Linked DNA regions of Homo sapiens: all the other regions are linked to region 2. Evidence: chromatin contacts called from ENCODE Hi-C or POLR2A ChIA-PET data. All regions are on one chromosome and are shown on one strand. Each heading gives the region's core, a stretch centred on a gene start or an enhancer-like site at or near the end of the contact. The rest is flanking DNA. Distances are from core to core; before and after follow the strand shown. Region 1 holds the start of ATP6V1F (ATPase H+ transporting V1 subunit F). Region 2 holds the start of LINC-PINT (long intergenic non-protein coding RNA, p53 induced transcript). Region 3 holds the start of TNPO3 (transportin 3).

The links. Hi-C counts contacts between places; a loop is a spot of excess contacts on that map. ChIA-PET counts read pairs that join two places held with the same protein, here RNA polymerase II (POLR2A). Pooled maps may share reads with other maps.
Region 1: a loop to region 2 is called in a map of ascending aorta, with 5 times the contacts of the local background. The contact joins the promoter of ATP6V1F here to the promoter of LINC-PINT in region 2. A Hi-C loop is called at or near these places in 1 of 168 maps with a recorded cell type or tissue (ascending aorta) and 4 of 50 pooled maps. POLR2A ChIA-PET finds 5 or more read pairs at or near these places in 1 of 52 experiments (activated naive CD4-positive, alpha-beta T cell).
Region 3: a pooled map shows a loop between it and region 2 (6-fold over the local background). The contact joins the promoter of TNPO3 here to the promoter of LINC-PINT in region 2. A Hi-C loop is called at or near these places in 1 of 37 single-sample maps with no recorded cell type and 6 of 50 pooled maps. POLR2A ChIA-PET finds 5 or more read pairs at or near these places in 1 of 52 experiments (activated B cell).

Annotation. Positions count from the first base shown.
Region 1 is chr7:128,861,505-128,864,289 of GRCh38, reverse strand. ATP6V1F (ATPase H+ transporting V1 subunit F) reads right to left here and starts at 1,434. Exons shown (of 2, transcript NM_004231.4): 1 at 1,228-1,434. The coding sequence starts at 1,385. It overlaps FLNC-AS1 (FLNC antisense RNA 1), which reads left to right and starts at 1,664. Exons shown (of 4, transcript NR_149055.1): 1 at 1,664-1,765. RefSeq lists enhancers at 1,141-1,630, 1,711-1,820.
Region 2 is chr7:131,108,611-131,111,663 of GRCh38, reverse strand. LINC-PINT (long intergenic non-protein coding RNA, p53 induced transcript) reads left to right here and starts at 1,739. Exons shown (of 8, transcript NR_170176.1): 1 at 1,739-1,927; 2 at 2,861-3,053. It also overlaps a transcript of MKLN1 not described here. RefSeq lists silencers at 174-233, 1,384-1,533, 1,614-1,663 and enhancers at 1-492, 2,887-3,053.
Region 3 is chr7:129,053,809-129,056,640 of GRCh38, reverse strand. TNPO3 (transportin 3) reads left to right here and starts at 1,530. Exons shown (of 23, transcript NM_012470.4): 1 at 1,530-1,990. The coding sequence starts at 1,871. It also overlaps the pseudogene TPI1P2. RefSeq lists a silencer at 392-686 and enhancers at 392-686, 1,498-1,997.

The sequences.
Region 1 (2,785 bases), core at 185-2,684, 2.2 Mb after region 2:
TCACTGCAGTCTCCACCTCCCAGGTTCAAACAATTCTCCTTCCTCAGCCTCCTGATTTCTTGGGATTACAGGCACCCGCCACCACGCCTGGCTAATTTTTGTATTTTTAGTAGAAATGGGGTTTCACCATATTGGTCAGGCTAGTCTCAAACTCCCGAGCTCAGGTGATCCACCCGCCTCGGCCTCCAAAACTGTTGGGATTACAGGCGTGAGCCACTGCACCCAGACTCATTCGTTTATTTACTGATTAAAAATTACTTACTGAGCACCCACCCCCTGCCAGTCACTGGGTTAGATTTGATCTCTGAGGTCCCTTTTGGTTGGAAACATAAAAAATTCTTGAAGTAAAATTTGTCCTTCTCCCATGATAACTTGGGTCACTTTACCAGACAGCTTAGAGAATGGCAGATAACAGCCTCCCAGGTCAGGGACTACCTAATACACCAGGCAGCAGGAACCAGTCTCAGCCAGCAGCCCTGGGCTGGACTGTTTGGGGGAAACAGGTGAGTGGTTTATTCCTGAGACTTGGTACAGGGGCCCTGGAGAAGGGGTGAGGAATAAAATAGGAGGCTGGTATCCTTAATTCCAGTCACCAGGACCCCTGGTGGATTAAAAGCATGCCTGCACCCACACTCTGACCTAAGGCAGGCAGTGAGGGCTTGAGTGCAAGGTCTTAGCAGAAGGCTCTCACAGTCCCGACATTTCTGCCTACTGTGCTCAAGACTACAAGGAAATTCCGAGGCCGCCTGAGGAGACCTGCCAAGAGTGTGTACCTGGCTTACCGGAGGCAGAAAGGGTTGAGATTGGGTTCAAATTCTAGCTCTGCCTCTGCCGACTCGTAACTTTAGTGTGTGCCTTACCCTCTCCGAGCTTTAGTTTTCTCACCTGTGAGTAGGACAAAAATCATCCCTGCCTTACGGGACGATGGTGAGCCTCTAAAGGAGGAGAAAGCAGAACAAAGTCCAAGCCCACTGTCTAGGCTGTCACGAGCTCTGTTCCCCTTCTTTCATGACACACGATCATGTGAGGTGGGGGGGCTCGTGGACCTGATACAGCTTCTGTCCCACCGAGCCCCAAACGGGGACTTGGGGCGCGGAGGCCTCCGCTCCGGAAGGGCGGAAGGACTTTCAGGATCGTCCCCTCACCCCCGTCCGGGCAGCCTCCAGCCTCGCCCCGCACTCCACCGAGCAGCAGAAGGGCCCGTTCAGGCCTCGCGCGGTACCGTACCGGAAAGTGTCTTCGATCTCATTGATGGTTGTATCCTTCTCCACCACCAGGAAATTGGGATGGCGGTTCTTGTTAAGCTCCCCTATGCCGCCCAGCAGGAAACCAGTCACCGTGTCCTCGTCTCCGATCACTGCGATGAGCTTACCCCTCCCCGCCATCCCTGCAGCCGGGCAGAGCTCACCCTAGAGCACCAGAAGCCACTGAAACCCCGCCTCCGCCGTACGGCGCCCCGTCGGCCTCAACCCCCACCCTTCGAGCATGCGCAGTCCTCCCAGCCGCATTCCGGGACATGCGCATTAACAGCAACACGGCCTCCATGTGAATACGCCTGCGCCGTAAAGACAGGCCCGAACCAGGGGACTACGATTCCCAGAAGACCGCGCGGCACCACGTCCTTCGCGGGCATTCATTCGTTCATTCACTCGTTCCTTGGTTCATTCGTTCAACAAGCGCTTTGGACCTGACGCTGTTAGACGCCGAGACCCCAGAGAAGAGACGCAGTTACTCATCTCAAGGGCAGGGTCTGGGTCTTTATCGTGTATGTATGTGTGTAACTATGACACATAGTTAACAAGTAACACACGTTTGTTCAGTTAAAGGAATGCAAAAGTTAATGATGATACTGCCTAGTGAGGTGGAAAGTCAAGGGAACAGGCGACTACAAAGCTGTGTGTTAATGGTTAGAATGTGAAAAGTATATGGAAGCACACATCCATGGTAACTAACCCATGGAGAGAGGGGGCGTCCAAAGAACCCTTCCCCAAGAAGCTTGCTTCAGATCTAAGCTGAGACCTGAAGGACCTGCAGGATGAAGGGGATAGAAGTGAGGACAAGACGGTGTTCTAGGCAGAGGAACAGCATGTGCAAAGGCGTACTGACTAGAGAGCGTAGGGCCTTCAAGGAAAGTTAAATAATTGGTAAGGCCAGGCATGGTGGCTCACGCCACACCTGTAATCCCAGCACTTTGGGAGGCTGAGGCAGGTGGATCACCTGAGGTCAGGAGTTTGAGACCAGCCTGGCCAACATGGCGAAAACCCGTCTCTACTAAAAACACAAAAAATTAGCCGGGCGTGGTTGTGGGCGCCTGTAGTCCCAGCTACTCGAGAGGCTGAGGCAGGAGAATTGCTTCAACCCGGGAAGCGGAGGTTGCAGTGAGCCGAGATTGTGCCATTGCACTCCAGCCTGGGTGACAGAGCGAGACTCTGTCTCAAAAAAAAAAAAAAAAAAAAAAAAAAAAAATTAGCCAGGCGTGGTGGTGCACACTTATAGTTCCAGGTACTCGAGAAGCTGAGGCAGCAGGGCTTACTCAGGAGTTCAAGGTTACAGTGAGCTATGATCACGGCACTGCACTTAAACCTGAGCAGCAGAGCGAGACCCTGTCTAAAAAAAAAAAAAAAGGATCTGCAGGCTGGGCGCGGTGGCTCACGCCTGTAATCCCAGCACTTTGGGAGGCTGAGGCGGGTAGATCACCTGAAGTCAGGAGTTTGAGACCAGTCTGGCCAACATGGTGAAATCCCATCTCCACTAAAAATACAAAAAAAATTAGCCCAGTGAGGTG
Region 2 (3,053 bases), core at 490-2,989:
TTTTTTTCTAGGCTTTACATTTCAAGGATTGTTTCTCAAATGGCAACTGGCAGTCTACTCCTCAAATGATGACGTTTTCCACAGGAATTACAATTTAATTGGAATATTTTGTTTTCAATGGGAAGCAAAGATTTCTTTCCAAGAGGATCAGTTTGATAATGTTTTACCAGCTAGTGCTACGAGACCAAATATAAACCAGTTCTGAGAAACAGGAAGTGAACTGACTGGTCTAGTCTGAGTGTCCCTGGCAGTGACGCAAATACAGAAATCAAATTAGGAAAACAAGATATGTGGGTGTGAGGCAATCGATAATAATCCAGGATGCTACAACATAAGCAAGAATGCCTTTAACCCGATGCCATTCATTTTAATAACACCCTGAGCAGTTTGATTTCCACGGAACACGCTGGTGATTAGAGAGCAGCAGGAGCTTGGGTTCCCTAGCAACAGCATGTGCTTTTGAGACAGTCATTAGCCTTTCAGTTAATCCCATCAACCCCTTACCTCTAAATGTATGACTGACATAAAAAAAATGATGTTTTAGAAAGTGCTTTGAAATTTCCAGGAGTGCAATGGAAGGGAATAATCATAATTAAAAAGTTGTCTGGAGAACTACACTCCAGTGAAGGAAGTAATGTTCCTACGTGCCAAGCCTGTCCGTATATTTCCCTGCTCTCAGTTGTAGGTTTCTGAATCCCCTGTGGCAAAGGGCAAGGGAGGTGAAATTGTTCAGAGTTTCAGGCAGTCTTCTCACCTAAAGTGAGTAGTATTGCAATGTCTCTTGGAATCATGGCTCTGAAGATGAGGAGAGAAGCGGGATGGGCAGTTTGTGTGGTGAGGAGGCTGGCTGCAGGTAGGCTGGGAGGGAATGTCACACATAGTTTTCTTTCTCCTTTAAGCCGAATGAGGTATGCTGGTCAAAGGAACTTGGGGAAGGAGGATGGTGAGGGGAATGAAGTTCTTCTTCCTATTGATTGTTTTGTTGCACCAGAGGCTGTTTGTCCAAGGCCACTGGCCAAGAGCATTATTTTCGTGGCTAAAGTGAGGTTGGGCAGGTTTCCCATCCCTTTCACTAGTTTTGAACAAGACAACCCAGAAAGCGCAGCAAGGCTCTGGGAATATGATGTGGGTTGGCTTTTCCTACTCAGCTGCACCTTAAAGCGCCAGGCCGATGGGCTGATACTTCTCAAACCCTGAATCATTGCCTCCAGCTCTGTCCTGGGTTCAGGATGCACCACTCCACCCTCTGTGTAGCTTGGGGTCAACTTCGGGGCGTCACTCCAATAGTAATTATTGCTGCGTTTGGCTGGACATCCTTATTACGGCCTGGGTCCCTCTCAGCTGGAAACTGGGCTCCTTCAGTTTGGCTGGGGTGACTTCTAGCACTTCCCGCCGCCCCACCTTACCCCCCTGCGCGCTCCCTTCCCAAGGCGACCACCTGCACCGCCCCACTTACCATCTGCCCCGCGGGGAGGGCCCCCCGGGCTAGCGGAGCCCTCCCTGCTCCCGGGCGGCTCTGGAGGAGCTCGGTGTTTGCCTCTAGCCCTTCGCTACCGGAGGATCAGGTTCCTCCCCTCCTCCCCCTCCAGCTCCGGCCGCCGCCGCCGCCGCCGCCGCCTCCTTCTTGCATGACACAGCAGAACCGCAGCTGCTGCAGCAATTTCAAGCCATCCGCCCAGGAAGCGCCGCAACCGGGACTCGGGAGGGGTGGAGGGGGCGAGGCAGAGGCCGCGGCCCCAGGGGATCCTTGGCCCCACTGTGCACCACACACTCCTTTCCCAGCCCAGGGGCACGCGAACAAAATGAGGCTCAAGCTGACCAGGCCGAGCCGGAGGAACGCTGGGGCTTGGCAGCAGAAGGGATGGGACCAGAGAGAAGGGTGTGGAGGAGACCCCAGTGAGGGCCAGGACATTTCAGGTAAAGAGAGGTAAGAAGAGGCCCAGAAGTCAAGGGCCAGACTGTGAAGGTGATTAGAGGTCAAAAGAGGTAAGGAGGTAGAGTTGCAAAGAAGAGAGGCCGAGCTGGGAAGGGCGTGGGGGTGGGGGTAGCTGCAGGGGAGGGTGGGGGGTACAGTCTTTGGGGAGGCCCGAGCTGAGCCCCCAGGCAGAAAAGGGGCTGAGTTGGGAGGCAAGGGAGGTAGGAGGAAAGGGATGAAAAGAATTAGGCATGAGATAGGAAGGTAAAACTTGGGAGAGATATTATAGAATTAGAAGGGTTGGAATGGAGCTCATTCATCATGGCTGATGAAGTAAACTGATGAGGTGGAGAGAGACAGAGTCAAGGCAAGGCCAAACGAAAAGATCTTCCATCCCACTCTTCAGTTTCTTGCGAAGTTTTTCTTGATTCCGCCAATCCACACAGTTTCCTTTATAAAATGGAAAAGCATGAACTAAAAAACCCAGAAATAGCTATCTGGCTTAGATTTACAGGATAAAATCTCCATGTCTGTAAAAACTTTAAGGCAGAAATTTGGGATTTATGGTACAAACCCTTTAAGGGACTGTGAGTCAGTAATACCCACAGCACTCAACATTGTGAGTTTCCACACATCCCTGGACTTGAGTGAGTCTTTCCAAGTGTTTGTTAATGGTACAAATGATGACAAAATTAGTGGTTCAAAAATATTAAAGTGCACATGCTTTTTGCTTTCTCTATGTATACAGAGATTACATATATGTATACTTTCTAGCGTCTAGCAAGTATGGTATGGCTAGGGATAATTATGTTTTTCTGATTATTTTGTTTCCCATCAAACACCCCACGAATTTTACAGCAGACCGCCTTCTTGTCACCATTTGAAAGAATGTGGTCAGAAAAGTAATGCAAAAACTGCCACTTTGGTTTTGTCTGTACCTTCCAGGTCATATCTCCGTACCTCACTTCCTGACACAAACAAGTTTTCACTGTTGTCAGCAACAAAGCCCTAATATAGCTGCGGAAGAGAAAAACTGCATTGCATTTTGCCTCCTGCAAGCATCATCAACAGTTACTGGAGGAACGTAATTCCAGAAAGCTTGAAAGCCGTGGTGATGGTAATTATGTATCAAATGCCT
Region 3 (2,832 bases), core at 281-2,780, 2.1 Mb after region 2:
ATACCAGTGCTCTGAGCCACTGCATCAGAGATGTTGGACTTAAGCCATCCTCGGAGCTTCTTGTGTACCTCCTGGGCCTGTTGGGGTGTTGCAGTCTTGCCAGTACCAGTGGCCCACACGGGATCATAGGCCAAGATGACCTTGCTCCAGTCCTTCACATTATCTGCGATGACCTTTGTCTGCTCAAAAACAACCTTCTCAGTGATGCCAGCTTCCCTTTCATCTAGCTTCTCCCCAATGCAGGCGATTACTCCGAGTCTCTCTGCCAGAGCATGGGCCACTTTTCTGCCCAATCAGCTCATCTGACTCCCCAAAGACACGCCTTCTGAGTGCCCCAGGACCACACCACCCACGTGACTCCTAAGTCTTTGACCATGCCAGGGCTGATCTCCCCAGTAAAGGCCCCATTAGTCACTTTGTAGCAGTTCTGCGGAGCCACAGCAATCTTGGGAGCTAGCTTCTGCCGGGCCAACTCGTTATACGCAGTGGCGAGAGCACAAATCACCTTGGTGTCGGCAGGCACAGTGGCCGCGTTCTGAGTGCCGATGAGCTCCCCCAGACATTTCTTCCGCCCGTTCATCTTCCAGTTCCTCCCCACGAAGAACTTCCTGGAGGGCGCCATGGCGCTGGAGCTGAGGCGCTGTAGGTCAGTGTCAGCGCCTAAAACGGGTTTTATTAATACTTGGCAAGGTTGTTAGGCGGATTAAATGAGATCTTGTAACTACAGTGTTTTACACATTGTGATCATTTATCAAATAGCAGTTATTTACTAGTGCAAAGGACTAGCAGCAATGTTAATATCAATATACTGTTACCTTTTGTCCCTAATTTCTCCATAGTACAGTTTCCAATATTTCTGTTTTCTTTTGTGAATTGTTAGACCACTGGTATTGGATTCGGACAGAAAGGCATTCACAAAAATACAGTTCAATGTGAGAATAACCCTAAAGATGTATGCAAAATGCTCTGGAGTTAGAGCACCAGGAGCTGTAAGCAGAATGAAGACCTCTTTTGGGCTTAAGAACTAAGTAAAGGGGAGCTGAACAAAGATTCTAGGCATTTTGGATTTATCTCAATGTGGCACATATTTCAGGTTTGTAAAATAGTTCAGTTGACTACGTGTCTGTCTCCTCCACTAGAGCCAGCGTAGGTACCATGTCTTAAGTCATCTTTGGATCTCCAGTACTGTGGCCACTCTAGGGAGAGTTGAATTGACGCGCCTTGATCACCAGGGCAGAAAAGGATTCTCTGGAGAGGGATGGGGCAGTCGGAAGGGGTAGGAAAAACCTGGATCCGTTTCCAAGGAGCTGAAGGCAGCTCAGATATGGGGCACATCTCGGCGCTAATGTCCCAAGCTGCTAGCGAGGAACAGAGAGAACACCGGCTCTTCTTCCCGGCTCCTGGCCCGGCAGGGTTACTTCCGGGAGGGGGCGGGGAGACAAGAGGAGGCGTGCCGGGAAGGAGGCCGTTTGTAGTGTACCAGGCGGAAGTGTGCCAAAGGTATCGGTGCTGTCGCTTCCGGTCCGGGTAAACGAACCTTAGGTACACTGGTGTGTGGCCTCCCAAGATAGGCTTCTGAGGGCAAGTCAGCGACTGAAGACGGGAGCGCCAGAATCTGTGGACTCAAGAGTCTAGAATCAAGTGGAAAAACCGGAAAAAAGGCCAGGAACCTGAATACGACCTAATAGCTGTTTCCGAGGGGGCAACTTCCACGGAGAGCCTTCTGCCCTGGTAACGGCCAAAGAGGAGGAGATGGCGCCAGTCAGGGAGCGGCCGTGGCCCAGACAGTGAGGAAGCGCGAAGGCGGAGCAACCGAGGAATCCTCCGGAGAAGAATCAGAGCCGTCGCTACCGCCACTACCGCCACCACCATGGAAGGAGCAAAGCCGACATTGCAGCTCGTGTACCAGGCAGTGCAGGCGCTTTACCACGACCCAGATCCCAGCGGAAAGGAGCGCGCCTCTTTTTGGCTTGGGGAGCTGCAGCGTTCGGTGAGGGGCCCAGAGAGGCAGTTCTGTGCCGCACGGCCGGGGCGGGGTGGAACCTAGGCTCCGGGGGAGAACCTGAGCCCGGCAGTTGACCTCGTGAGGTCCTCCTTGGGGAGGAGCTGCTGTCGTGGGGTGGGGCTGCGAAGCTACATCTTTGCCGCTTTTGGGAAACTAGTCGCACCTGATCGGTCGCGAACTGGCCCTTTCCCCACCCGGCAGAATCTGATTTGTAGGTCTTATACTCTTCGATTGTGGCATCAATCTAATCTTGTTTAAGTTCTCCCTTTGCCGTTGCTTCTTGGGCCGTGCTTTTCCGTTTTGTCTTCCTCCCACCAAATCCAACCCCAGTGTTTCTCCACCTTCCGCTTAAGAAGGCTTTATTCGTCTCCCCTCCGTGTCCAAGACTTGCATCTGGCATTTTGCTCCCAGTCGTAGCCTTATGCCTCACTCTTTTTGCCTATTTTCACTCCAGTTTGAGTCTGTTCTTCTCGAAACTTCTCAGGTTTCTAGATTCTTACTCATGCGAGTTTTCCCCTTGCTTTGGAGTGGCAACATAATATGAAGAAAAAACAGTAATTCTGCTTTCAGAAAATCTTTGGAGTTCTCATTTTGTTTCATATTAATCCTCTAACCTTGTTATTTCTCTGGCTTTTAGATTTTTATTTATAAGATGGGTATCACTGCTGCTTTGATTATTCCATATAAAACTGTGTGTGCATCCGGTGAGATATTTAATTGTAGCTTATATCTGTTGTATTTCTGCATTCTTTGATTCATGTTTTATGCTTCCTGCCCTAATTTTCACACCTTTGCTGTGCTTCATTTCTGTGTAAATGTGTATTCTT